2 separate regions of the Homo sapiens genome follow, and region 1 is linked to region 2. A link is a loop called in an ENCODE intact Hi-C map of the cell type or tissue named here. Cell type or tissue: heart right ventricle. All regions are shown on one strand. Links, peaks and the distances in the headings refer to the core of each region. The heading gives the core; the rest is flanking DNA. Region 1 holds the start of EQTN (equatorin). Region 2 overlaps MOB3B (MOB kinase activator 3B).

Evidence for each region. Peaks named below come from ENCODE experiments on the same cell type or tissue, not always from the same donor. Only the 100,000 strongest peaks of a DNase experiment are listed, where the experiment ranks them.
Region 1: a loop joins it to region 2, with 5 times the contacts of the local background. A loop is called at or near these places in 1 of 110 quality-filtered maps.

Annotation. Positions count from the first base shown.
Region 1 is chr9:27,292,966-27,298,348 of GRCh38, forward strand. It overlaps EQTN (equatorin), which reads right to left and starts at 4,185. Exons shown (of 8, transcript NM_020641.3): 1 at 4,015-4,185; 2 at 3,648-3,773; 3 at 1,351-1,437. The coding sequence starts at 4,090. In heart right ventricle, for the core only: no CTCF peak of the experiment used is centred there; no DNase peak of the experiment used is centred there.
Region 2 is chr9:27,349,318-27,354,700 of GRCh38, forward strand. All of the region lies in intron 3 of MOB3B (MOB kinase activator 3B), which reads right to left. Among named protein-coding and RNA genes, the nearest start is that of EQTN, 55 kb to the left of the region's middle. RefSeq lists an enhancer at 4,295-5,276. In heart right ventricle, for the core only: no CTCF peak of the experiment used is centred there; DNase peaks (open chromatin) are centred at 2,234, 3,315 and 4,741; H3K27ac peaks cover 2,978 bases.

The DNA.
Region 1 (5,383 bases), core at 144-5,143, 56 kb before region 2:
TTCAGGTCTAATTTAGTATATATCTCAGTCTGTAATGGGTCCCTCTAGAGGAATGTCACTAAGGGAGTGTTTGGTAACAACTGTGACTGGAAGACCCTTTCTTCAAGTTGATGGCCATTTCAATTAACTGCTTAATACAGGAGTCAATAAAGTTCCATACGGAGTACAGGGCACCCTCTATAGGAGGACTTCTACAGAGGGGCAGAAAAAATTCACACCAAGCCCACAAACCCATGACAAGTGTCTTGCTGCCAAGGAAAGTTGGGAAAGGGAATCAGTTACTGGAGTTGATAGTGATTCAAGCAGAACTCGAAAAGTGAGTAAGTCATCCTTAAATTCTGCTTTGCAACCCTTATCCTCTGGAGAAAAGCATCTAGATTGCCTCAGTTTTTCCCCCTTGCCTTCAGAGTTTTAGGGACTATACTTAAGCAAGCAACCCTTAGTCAAAGTTATCCGCAGATCTCCATCTTCCTGGGGGCTTGCTCCTCTAGAACGTCCCTACCATGCCAGCAGGTCTCCTTCTGTCAGAGCCCCGTTTAAAATGGCAGGAATGTCTTATTCCAATCCCACTTTCCCTGACAATCCTCTGGGGGCCTGAATTGTGGAAATAAAAGTGAGGGTTTCGCAGTCTCTTCCTTGGGTCCTGCAGTCTGTACTCAATAACTCATATCCTAAGGGAATTTGAGGTAGCTGGTACACTTAAGAGCTGCCTCTTCATGTCTTGTCCCAGACAACTCAAGATGTTGTTTGTTGTGGATAAGCAAGATTCCCGTAAGTGATTTACTGAATTAATATAAGCCCTTGGAATGTTACTGTCTCATTTAAATCCCAAGGTTTGAAATTGCTCAAAATATTCCATTATTATCAAGTAGCTTTGTTAATAATTAGGCATTCCTGAGTCTCACATTTCTCAATATTGACATTGCCATAGCTAGAAACATTCTCTCTTCCCCATTTAAAGCTGAAGACAAAAATCAGAAAGGCAAAAAAACGTGGGTTTAAGAAAGATGTAAATTTTCCTAGAATCCTAAATGTAGTTATCATTTAATTTTTCTTTCCACATAAACCATATGTATGAGGTTTAGAAATGCAAGAACCTCCCCAGCTTCTGAAATTATCAGTGTAATGGATGTGGAGTCTCAGGTGTATTTGTGTGGGAGGAAGTGTGAGAAAAGCAGAGAGGATGGCCAAGAACTAAGCTGGATCCCAGTCACAGAATCTACTTTAGAGGGAAAATGTTAGTCTTATTTAGGAACGAAGACTTCTTTTCTCCCCAACAGTCTCTTATTGCTGTTTTGAAATCCTGCTTTAATGGCTTTTACATGTGCAATGGTGCCTTTCACTTCTTACCGTTTTTTAGAGCAAAATTCAGGTCAGTTGTGGCTCTCACAGATATTTCAGACTCAGTGCCATTTGGATTTTGTGTTGTGAACACATCTAAAAACAAAAGCGAAAGTCTTCAGCAACTAGCTAAGTCACTTTTTTTCCTTTACCTTTTTCTTCCTCTGAGTTTTTTTCTTAAAACATGCACTAATTAAAAAAAAATTAAAAAAGTTATAGTCATTTTTTTTTCATCTACAAAATAAGAAAGTGGGGCAAGGGTCAAATCTAAAACTCATTGAAAAAAGCCAAACTAGTATCTTTATGCCAAATGACCCTTTCCAAGAAGCAATTTTTGGAGAAATTTGTGGAAAAAAATATGTAAGCACATAACAGGTGCTGAAGTAGATTTGTAGATGTGCAACATTATCACTGTTTGTATTGACATTATCAAAAAACCGGGTAAGAAGCATTTACCTGCCCTTGAACCTTCTGTTAGACTATGGAATGAACACTTCAGCTTAAAAAGCATATCATTTGATAACAATTAAGGTCCCTCACATATACTCAAATTTACACATGCACATAAAGAATGCTGCTCTTAAGACTCATTAGTGGAGTTGGCTGCAATTCAAAACTAATGTATATATTCCCCCCGCCAAAGGATCAAAGTGAATTGGATCAAGACGGCAGACTGGACATGCACATGTGTCTCCTCTCTCCAAAATTTCATAAGATGATACAAAATTCTATACACACACGAATGTATGTGTATTTAATATTTACATATGTATTCATTTCTCTCTTTGTGAGAACAAAGAAATTCACCCCAGTGTGTATATGAGAAGAATGTACATGGGAAAAACTGCACATAGACTAAATGTTCTCCCACAAGATAACAGATAAATTATGGACGACACACATAAAAACGGTACCATTAATATTTCATCGTTTTTGAGCAATTCCTGAGACAGAGCTATGGAAAAATAAAACAAAGTCACAACCCAACACTCATGCCATGAGTTATGAAAGTATAAAAGTTGAAACACTGGTATCTTTCTAGGGACAGACAGTTTAAAAAAACAAGTATAACAATTGGCCTAATTTCATCTTAGAGTTTGGTTAATTAAATATAAGTTTCACATCAGTAGGGACTTGGTGTTAGACACTTGGCTATCATCCTTGAAAAACATAATGTTTTATCCCTACTTTATGCCATACACAAAAATAATTGGATTTAAAGCTCAAGTTAAAAACAAAAACATAGGCCGGGTGCAGTGGCTCACGCCTGTAATCCCAGCACTTTGGGAGGCCGAGGCGGGCGGATCACGAGGTCAGGAGATCGAGACCATCCTGGCTAACACTGTGAAACCCGTCTCTACTAAAAATACAAAAAATTAGCCGGGCGTGGTGGCGGGCGCCTGTAGTCCCAGCTACTCAGGAGGCTGAGGCAGGAGAATGGTGTGAACCCGGGAGGCGGAACTTGGAGCGAGCAGAGATTGCGCCACTGCACTCCAGCCTGGGCGACAGCGCGAGACTCCGTCTCAAAAAAAAAAAAAAAAAAAAAAACAACGATAAAATTACTTTTAAAATTCAAGAAAACAATATTTTGGACTGGATAAAGCCTGCTTAGGCAAGACACAAAATGCAGAGATTATAAAGAAATAAATAAACAGAACTGATATTATAAAACTTGAAATCTTCTCAGTTATTAAAGATACTTAAACAGGCTTGGCCAGGTGTGGTGGCTCGCACCTGTAATCCTAGCACTTTGGGAGGGTGAGATGGGTGAATCGCTTGAGCCCAGGAGTTGGAGACCAGCCTGGGCAACATGATGAAACACCGTTTCTACAAAAAAAATACAAAAATTAGCTTGGTGTGATGGCATGTGCCTATAGTTCCAGCTACTCGGAAGGCTGAGGTGGTAGGACTGCTTGAACCCTGGGAGGTCAAGGCTGGCTGCAGTGAGCCATGGTCGTGCCACTGCACTCCAGCCTGGGTGACAGAGCAAGACTCTGTCTCAAAAACTGAATACGATACAATAAAATAAAATAAGCCTTAAAGATAAGCAGCATCTTGGCAGAAAACATTTATTACTTTTACCGTAAAAAGGATTAATATATTCTACATAAAAAGAGCCCTTAAAAAGAAATGAAAATACAACCTAATGGAAAAATGGGCAAGGGTATGAACAGGCAGGTCACAGAAGTAGAAATAAAATACCCAACAAATACAGGGGGAAATGATGGAAATTTAAAAAGGACACTTAAGTGAAACCAGGATAATCAACTTTTGCATATACATTTCTATTCACTTTAAAGACTTACATTGTTTTATATCTTTATAATAATTGCCATTTTTCTCATTAGCAGGAGCATAATTGGGAGTATGATCTTCATTCTTTTCTTCCTGCTTATTAACATCTTCATTTAAAGGTAGCACATTAGGCAATGCTAAAAAAAAGTATCACACACCATAGATCAGAAATATGTTGATTTCTTTTACTGCTTTCTTTTTCTAACTGCATTTTTTTCACAAAGGATTAGAGGCAGAGATTTAAAATCTAAAACATACCATAGCTCCAACAATAAAGTTTATATCCTCCTGTAGAAAACTGCCACATACCAATTTTTCATGATTATGGGTCATCCTTCTTACCTACTATTTTTATAAAAGTTTTAAATGCTCTCTCACCTTCAATAGTAGGCTTCAAAGTGCTACTTTTTAAGGAAAAAACTCCAGGTATAAAAATAAACAATATAAAATTCATTGGGAAATTGAAGTGATTTATCCAGTAATCTAGTGCGTCTACCCAGAGCCTCCTTTCTGTGGCCCAGCAGGTCCTGTGTCTAACTAGGACATTATGACATCACTGTCAGATGGGCATCAGAATGTTGGTGGGGGTGGGGGTTCCCAACAGCTTTGTGACTCAGTCTGAAGACTGCTTTATCTCAGGTACTATAATGGTTTTTAGTTATTTTTTAAATAAACCATTACAAGATTTTCTTTGAAAGTTAATAAGTGTGTTTTCATAAAAGAATGTTAATTACTCGGCTCTGGATTTTAAAGAACCATTTGTAGAGCACTCGATTCTGTGGCTAGTCAGGGTGCCACTTGTAACCCGCACGGACCTAGGGGACTGAACAAAGGGGGACGAATGCGGGAATAAAAGACAAAGACAAAAGAGTATATTTGGAAGAAGGGGTCGGGGGCACCTTGCCTCTAGTGGGCAAGGGCCCTGAGCTTTACACAGCCCTCTGTATTTATTAGGCAAGAGAGATAGTGAGAAGGAGGATGGAAGAAGGGGTCAGCTGCCCGGTCCAGAGTAGGCATGCAACACTGCATTCTCTAGATGTCGCAGTAGATAACCTCGGTGCCAGGGAGTGATTGCCTCCAGCAAACCTTCTGTGGGCAGGAGCAGTCGTGAGTTTGCCCACATCCTGCATTCATAATAAACAGTTTGCTGTTTGATCATATAGCCTCCAGTGGAATGCTGAGTGGCTCACGTCCCACGAGCCTTCGGCTCCCTGCAACCATTAATATTGTTAAGAGTAAAATGAGAACAGATCTTTTTGTTTCTCAAAGCATTGCAATATGATGTGTTTTCTTGGATAAATGCAATAAAAATATCTTTTAAAAACTAGTCAGAGGCTGGACGCAGTGGCTCACACCTGTAATCCCAGCACTTTGGGAGGCTGAGGTGGGCAGATCACTTGAGGTCAGGAGTTCAAGACCACCCTGGGCAACATGGTGAAACCTCATCTCTACTAAAAATACAAAAGTTAGCCAGGCGTGGTGGCCCACGTGCTTGAACATGGGAGGCAGAGTTTGCAGCGAGCCGAGATCACACCACTGCACTCCAGCCTGGGTGAAGAAGTGAGTCTCTGTCTCCAAAAAAAAAAACAAAAAACAAAAAACAAAACAAAAAAAACAACTAGGCAGAAAAACCAAGTTCTGATGCCAAATGCCCTACAAGTCTACAAGTTCTGGTTAATGGATTATCTTAACTATAATTCTTTAGAAAAGTTCTCTAAAACTGGTCATTTTTAGATTTTAAGGCCTA
Region 2 (5,383 bases), core at 280-5,279:
GCCTTATCTTCATGCCTTTATTGTGGTGGGACAGGTGGGTGGTGGGAGAAAATATAATGTTATGTTTCAATAAATAAAACCTTCCTTCATTCAAACCCCAAGTTAATACTCGCTTGACATTTTTGGAGCCAAAGAATCTAATCTTATCTGGCCGGGAAATTTAAACTAGTCTAGACCACACATAGCAGCCAAAATTTGGCAGGCTTATATATGGGCATCAAGCCATACTGACTATTTACATTTTCATGTAAATGCTCATGAAGACGAATTAATCCCTGCTGTGACTGACATCCTGCAGCAATTTCCAACACTGCAGAGAACATTAAAAAAATAAAAAAGTACAATTACTATTTGGTGTCTCTGACCAACAGCTCCCCTAAGATACTGAGCAGCTTCCTGAGGTGGAGGTTCTGATGGGAAATCTAGGGAGAAATGTTGAGCAGAAGGTACTGAGTTTTATTTATTCCTATCAATAAAGTAGGAGAGAAGTGGCTTAGCAAAGAGAAGCAACCATACTAGGGGGCTTAAACAATGAACGGAAATGCCTCATGTGGCAGCATGGAGACAATGTGAACACATCTGGCAGCTCTTTGTGGAGGGAGTGGTTGTTAAGAGTGGGTTATAAAAAGTAGCTCTTGAAGGTAGAGCCTCTGGCTCAGTGGTGTCTGAGAGAATGTCCCACAATGATGAAAATGTTCAGTATCTGTGATATCCAATACAATAGCCACTAGACATGTGGCTTTTGAGCACTTAACATGTGGCTAGTAAGGCTAAGAAACTAATTTTTAATTTAATGTTAATCTCAGTAGTCACAAGTGGTTGGAAAAGCCTTTTCAAGTATAAAGTTTGATTTTTCTGATTAGAAAAGTGACACATGTTTGTGACAGAAAACTTAGAAAGCCCCAAAAAGTATATACCAAAAAAAAAAAAAAAAAAGCATTATCTATAGTAATACCAAGAGAGAACCACTGTTGGCACTTTTTGCTCTATTTCCTTTATCATCTGTGGACATATGATTAGTGATTTTCCAGTACAGTTTTGTATCCTGCTTTTATTACTTAATATTATATGCTAGCAATTTTCCCATGAGAGACATCTTCAACTATAATTGATCATATTTTAGGCCCTGAAACAAATCAGACCACATCTCATCTCTGACCAAATTAGAAACAAAGAGAAACCCTAAAACAAAAATGAACCACCCAACACCCTATAAACTAGAAGCAAAAGTTCTCTGGACATCAACAAGGGATGAATAAATAGGACTGGCAGAGACATGTGGCTATTTTTGCCACATCCCCAGTTACCCAGCATAAGGCAATTCATTGGAAATAATCATGTTTCTTTGCTATTTTTCCAATTGACACTTTAGAATACATCTGCCAAGTCTCCTAAAATGATATCTGGCAGGCCCTCCCACTAATCTCTGAGCCTTTGCATTATCCTGAACAACCACCAACAGCCGATGCCACCCTGGACACACATATACTTGTCATCTGAACTGGCAAAGCCCCATGAATGCACACTCCAGCTACTCTTGGCAACATGTACACCCCCTCTGCCCCTCTGCTGCCATGGTGGGCTTTTTTTTTTTTTTTTTTTAAGACGAAGTCTCGCTGTTGTGCCCCAGGCTGGAGTGTGATGGCACGATCTCGGCTCACTGCAACCTCCGCCTCCTGGGTTCAAGCAATTCTCCTGCCTCAGCCTCCTGAGTAGCTGGGATTATGGGCACCTGACACCACGCCTGGCTAATTTTTGTATTTTTAGTAGAGATGGGGTTTCACCATTTTGGCCAGGCTGGTCTGGAACTCCTGACCTCAGGTGATCCACCCGCCTAGGCCTCCCAAAGTGTTGGGATTACAGGCGTGAGCCACCACGCCTGGCCCACAGTGGGCTTTAATCCATGAAGGGCTCTCTAAGCAAAGAGAAACGGTTGTCTTGGATGAAAGATGACAGGGCTGCTGACACATCATATCAGTAGTAATCCCAGTAGGTCAGTAATCTTAGTAGTGACCCATCAGTAATCTCTGTAGGTCAGGCTGGGAGGATTCTAGGGATGATGTCTTTTACAGGTGGGGAAACTGAGGCTCAGAGCCATTACATGCCTTGCCCCATGTGGTAACTAATGTGGTAGCATAATAGTGGAAATGCCATTGTAAAGGCCAAACTGTCAGCTTCACAGGCTGCAGCTCTTTCTTCTATAATGGCTGAGTCCACATCAAGCCTTCTGGCTGAAGGCCAAGGAAGCCGCCTGACAAGAAGCAACCCAGAGGCCTCTGTACAGATGATGTTTCAAAAGAAAAGGTCCTTTCAAAAGCCCCACAATGGCTCTTCATTGCTGGCTACTTTAGGGAGTAGCTCTGGCTCATGCGAGAGGTTCTGCTTCTTTTCACAGTCCTGACTTGATCTTACCATTGCAGGCCAACCTTGGCTGCTGCACTCACCCAAGCAACTCTGAGAGAAGTGTATGTGTGGCCTGGCTACCTCTTAGGGCAACATGAGGTCAGTGTATTCTGGGGCCTGGATAGGCTTGTGGCTGGGCCTTTATGAGACAAGGCTTTCCAAATCTTTGGTCTTCAAATTGTTCTAAAAAGCACCCGTTTTTAGAGGATAGTTTTGGTGGTAGAGCCTACCATAAATCTCAATCATTAGCCAAGAGGCACCTACACACTGGGGGTGGGACATGCACTTTGGTGTGACAAAATGGCAGTGATAAGGGATGGAGAGGAATGTGGTTCAGATGTTGAGAAACTGCCCATCACATCTGCTGGAAATAATAGTAACAAGTCTGGCCAGGTACCATCTGTAATCCCAGCACTTTGGGAGGTCAAGGCAGAAGGATCACTTGAGCTCAGGAGTTCCAGACCAGCCTGGGAAACGTAGTGAGACCCTGTCTCTACAAAAAATTTAAAAATTAGCCAGGTGTGGTGACATGTGTTTGTAGCCCCAGCTACTTAGGAGGCTGAGGTGGGAGGATCACTTGAGCCCAGGAGGCTAGAGGATGCAGTGAGCCATGATCACACCAGCCTGGGTGACAGAGTGAGACCCTGTCTCAAAAAAAAAAAAAAAAAAAAGTAACAAGTGTGAGGAGATGAAATAATATATGTCAAGAGGAACTAACAGATTATCTGGAACTGAAGAAATGAAGTTATTAATTATTTCTTGAAAATGCTTGTGCGTCATGCACATGGTAAGAATTCCACGAAGGGGTGTCTGTCATATGATGATGTGGGAGGATGAGGAGCAACAATGAAAAGGACTGCACTTCCTGTGTGTGTGTGAAGCCCTCCCATATGGAGTTTCACTTCCTTCCCACCTCCCTCTCCATGCGGCAGTGGTGGCTGTGTGGTTTGAGGCCAGGGTGGAGGCATGAGGAAAATAGAAAAATCTAGAGACACATCACATCACAAAGATGAGCAGTGCTGCCCAGAGTGTGTTCCATGGATCATGATATCTCTAAGATGTCAATGAGTGATAGCAAAAGAAAAAAGTCCAGTAGCCAAATGCAGTTAAATTGGGCGGGCTACACAAAATTGAACAAGTTTCTTTACTGGATACCTTCTCAAAGGCTTTGATATGCTATTGTACACTGTAAATCTTCAAGGGTGGAGACGATGTAGTATTTTGTAAACTCATTTGACCACAGAAGGAAGTCTGTTTTCACTGACCATCACTCAGGACTGGCATTTTGAGGAGCTCTCTTGGCAAACACTGATCTTCAGATTTTTCTCCTTTTTGCTTTACTTCCCCACCCCACTGAGCTAACTCCCAATCCTAGAGGAGAAGAGATGAAGTGCTAAAAATGGTAATTCTCACATTTGAGGGTAATTGTCATCTAGGGTCTTTTCCCTCAACGTGTGGTCTGGGAACCAGCAGCATCGATATCATCTGGGAGCAAAATGAACATTCTCGAGTCTCCTCCTCTCAGATGTACTGAATCAGAACTTGCATTTCAGCAAGATCCCTGGTGATTCACATGCACATTAAAGTTTGAGATGCAGACTGAGGGTGCTTGGTACTAGGCACTAATCTTAATAATTCTGATTTAGTGTATCTGGGGTGAGGCCCAAGAATGTACTTATGAAGTACTTCCTCCAGGAGATTCTGATGCACGTGTGTGTGTGTGGACTCCTGAGAAACCCCTATGGTCCAAGCACCCTGCTATAAGGTAACAGAACAGCTCTGTGGTAACATTGGTTTTCACAGCAGCAGCTCTACAAGGTAGGTGGTGGTATAATCACTTTCATTGTTAGAAACAAGAAAATGGAGCCTTGGAGAGAGAATGAGAAGGTCCTGGACCAAGGTCACCCAGGGGTTAGCAGGTGCATTAGGGTAAACAAGTCCCCTCCTGTCTGTCCTCCCCACCTCACGAATCTCTGTCCTCCCCCTGCCCTAATCAGCTCTTCATTCACAACTACTGCATTGCTAACAGCCCTCTCTGAGTCTGCTTTTGTTTTCAGTGAAAGGCCAACAAAACACTGCGGGCTATTCGTGCTTGCTAATGATAATTCTGATTAGCTTAATTGTGTCAGCTGACTCCCTGGCAGCCAAGGGCCAACAGCAGCCTGCTTATTCAATCAGGGCCTGGCCCATTTTCTAATTATCAGCATCATTTGGGCTGTTTCCTCCAACAAGGAACTTGCTTCAGTTCAAGTTATCTTCAGCTGTTGCATTTACATGAGCAATGGATGATCTGTCACGTCTGTGTCTGTGTCAGTGTGCCAGGCTCCCCCTCCCTGCTGGAGACCAAGTGAAATGGCATGTGTTTGCCTGGGTTCCCAGGCTGCCAGCCATAGCGGCTGAACAGCAGGTCCCAATGGGAGCCATGAGGCAAGCTCTGGGGGTGGATGGATGTGCTGGTCTTCACCAGGCTAGCCAGGGTGACCTCTTCCCAGCTTCTGAATTCCAAACTGTATTCCCACTCAGAGGCCTGATAGGGTGACCAACCGTCCTAGTTTGACAGACACCAAGAGTTTTCCTAGGACATGAGAATTTCACTGCTAAAACAGAGAGGGTTGGTTATCCTTTGCCTGACACACCAGGGCACAAAAGCAGTGTGAGAGGATTCAAGATTTCCTGGGTGATCTATCTGGAATTTGGAACAGAGAATGACTAAGAGTTGAGGCCTCGTCTTTCTCTGTGAGACCTAAAGCTTATGATGCATCCCTGCTCTCTGTCTTATTTTGCTTTTAATGTCTATTGCTAATCTGACAGGATGAAGCATTAGTCCCAACATGGAAATGGGTAAGTGGAGGTCTGCATGCATGTTCTGAGATAAGGGGCGTATTGAAGAGAGTGACCAGTGTGTAATCCCTTTGAATGGAGGTGCATCATCCTTAAAGTACTCTCCCCAATTCAAAAACATATTAAGCATTTATTAGGT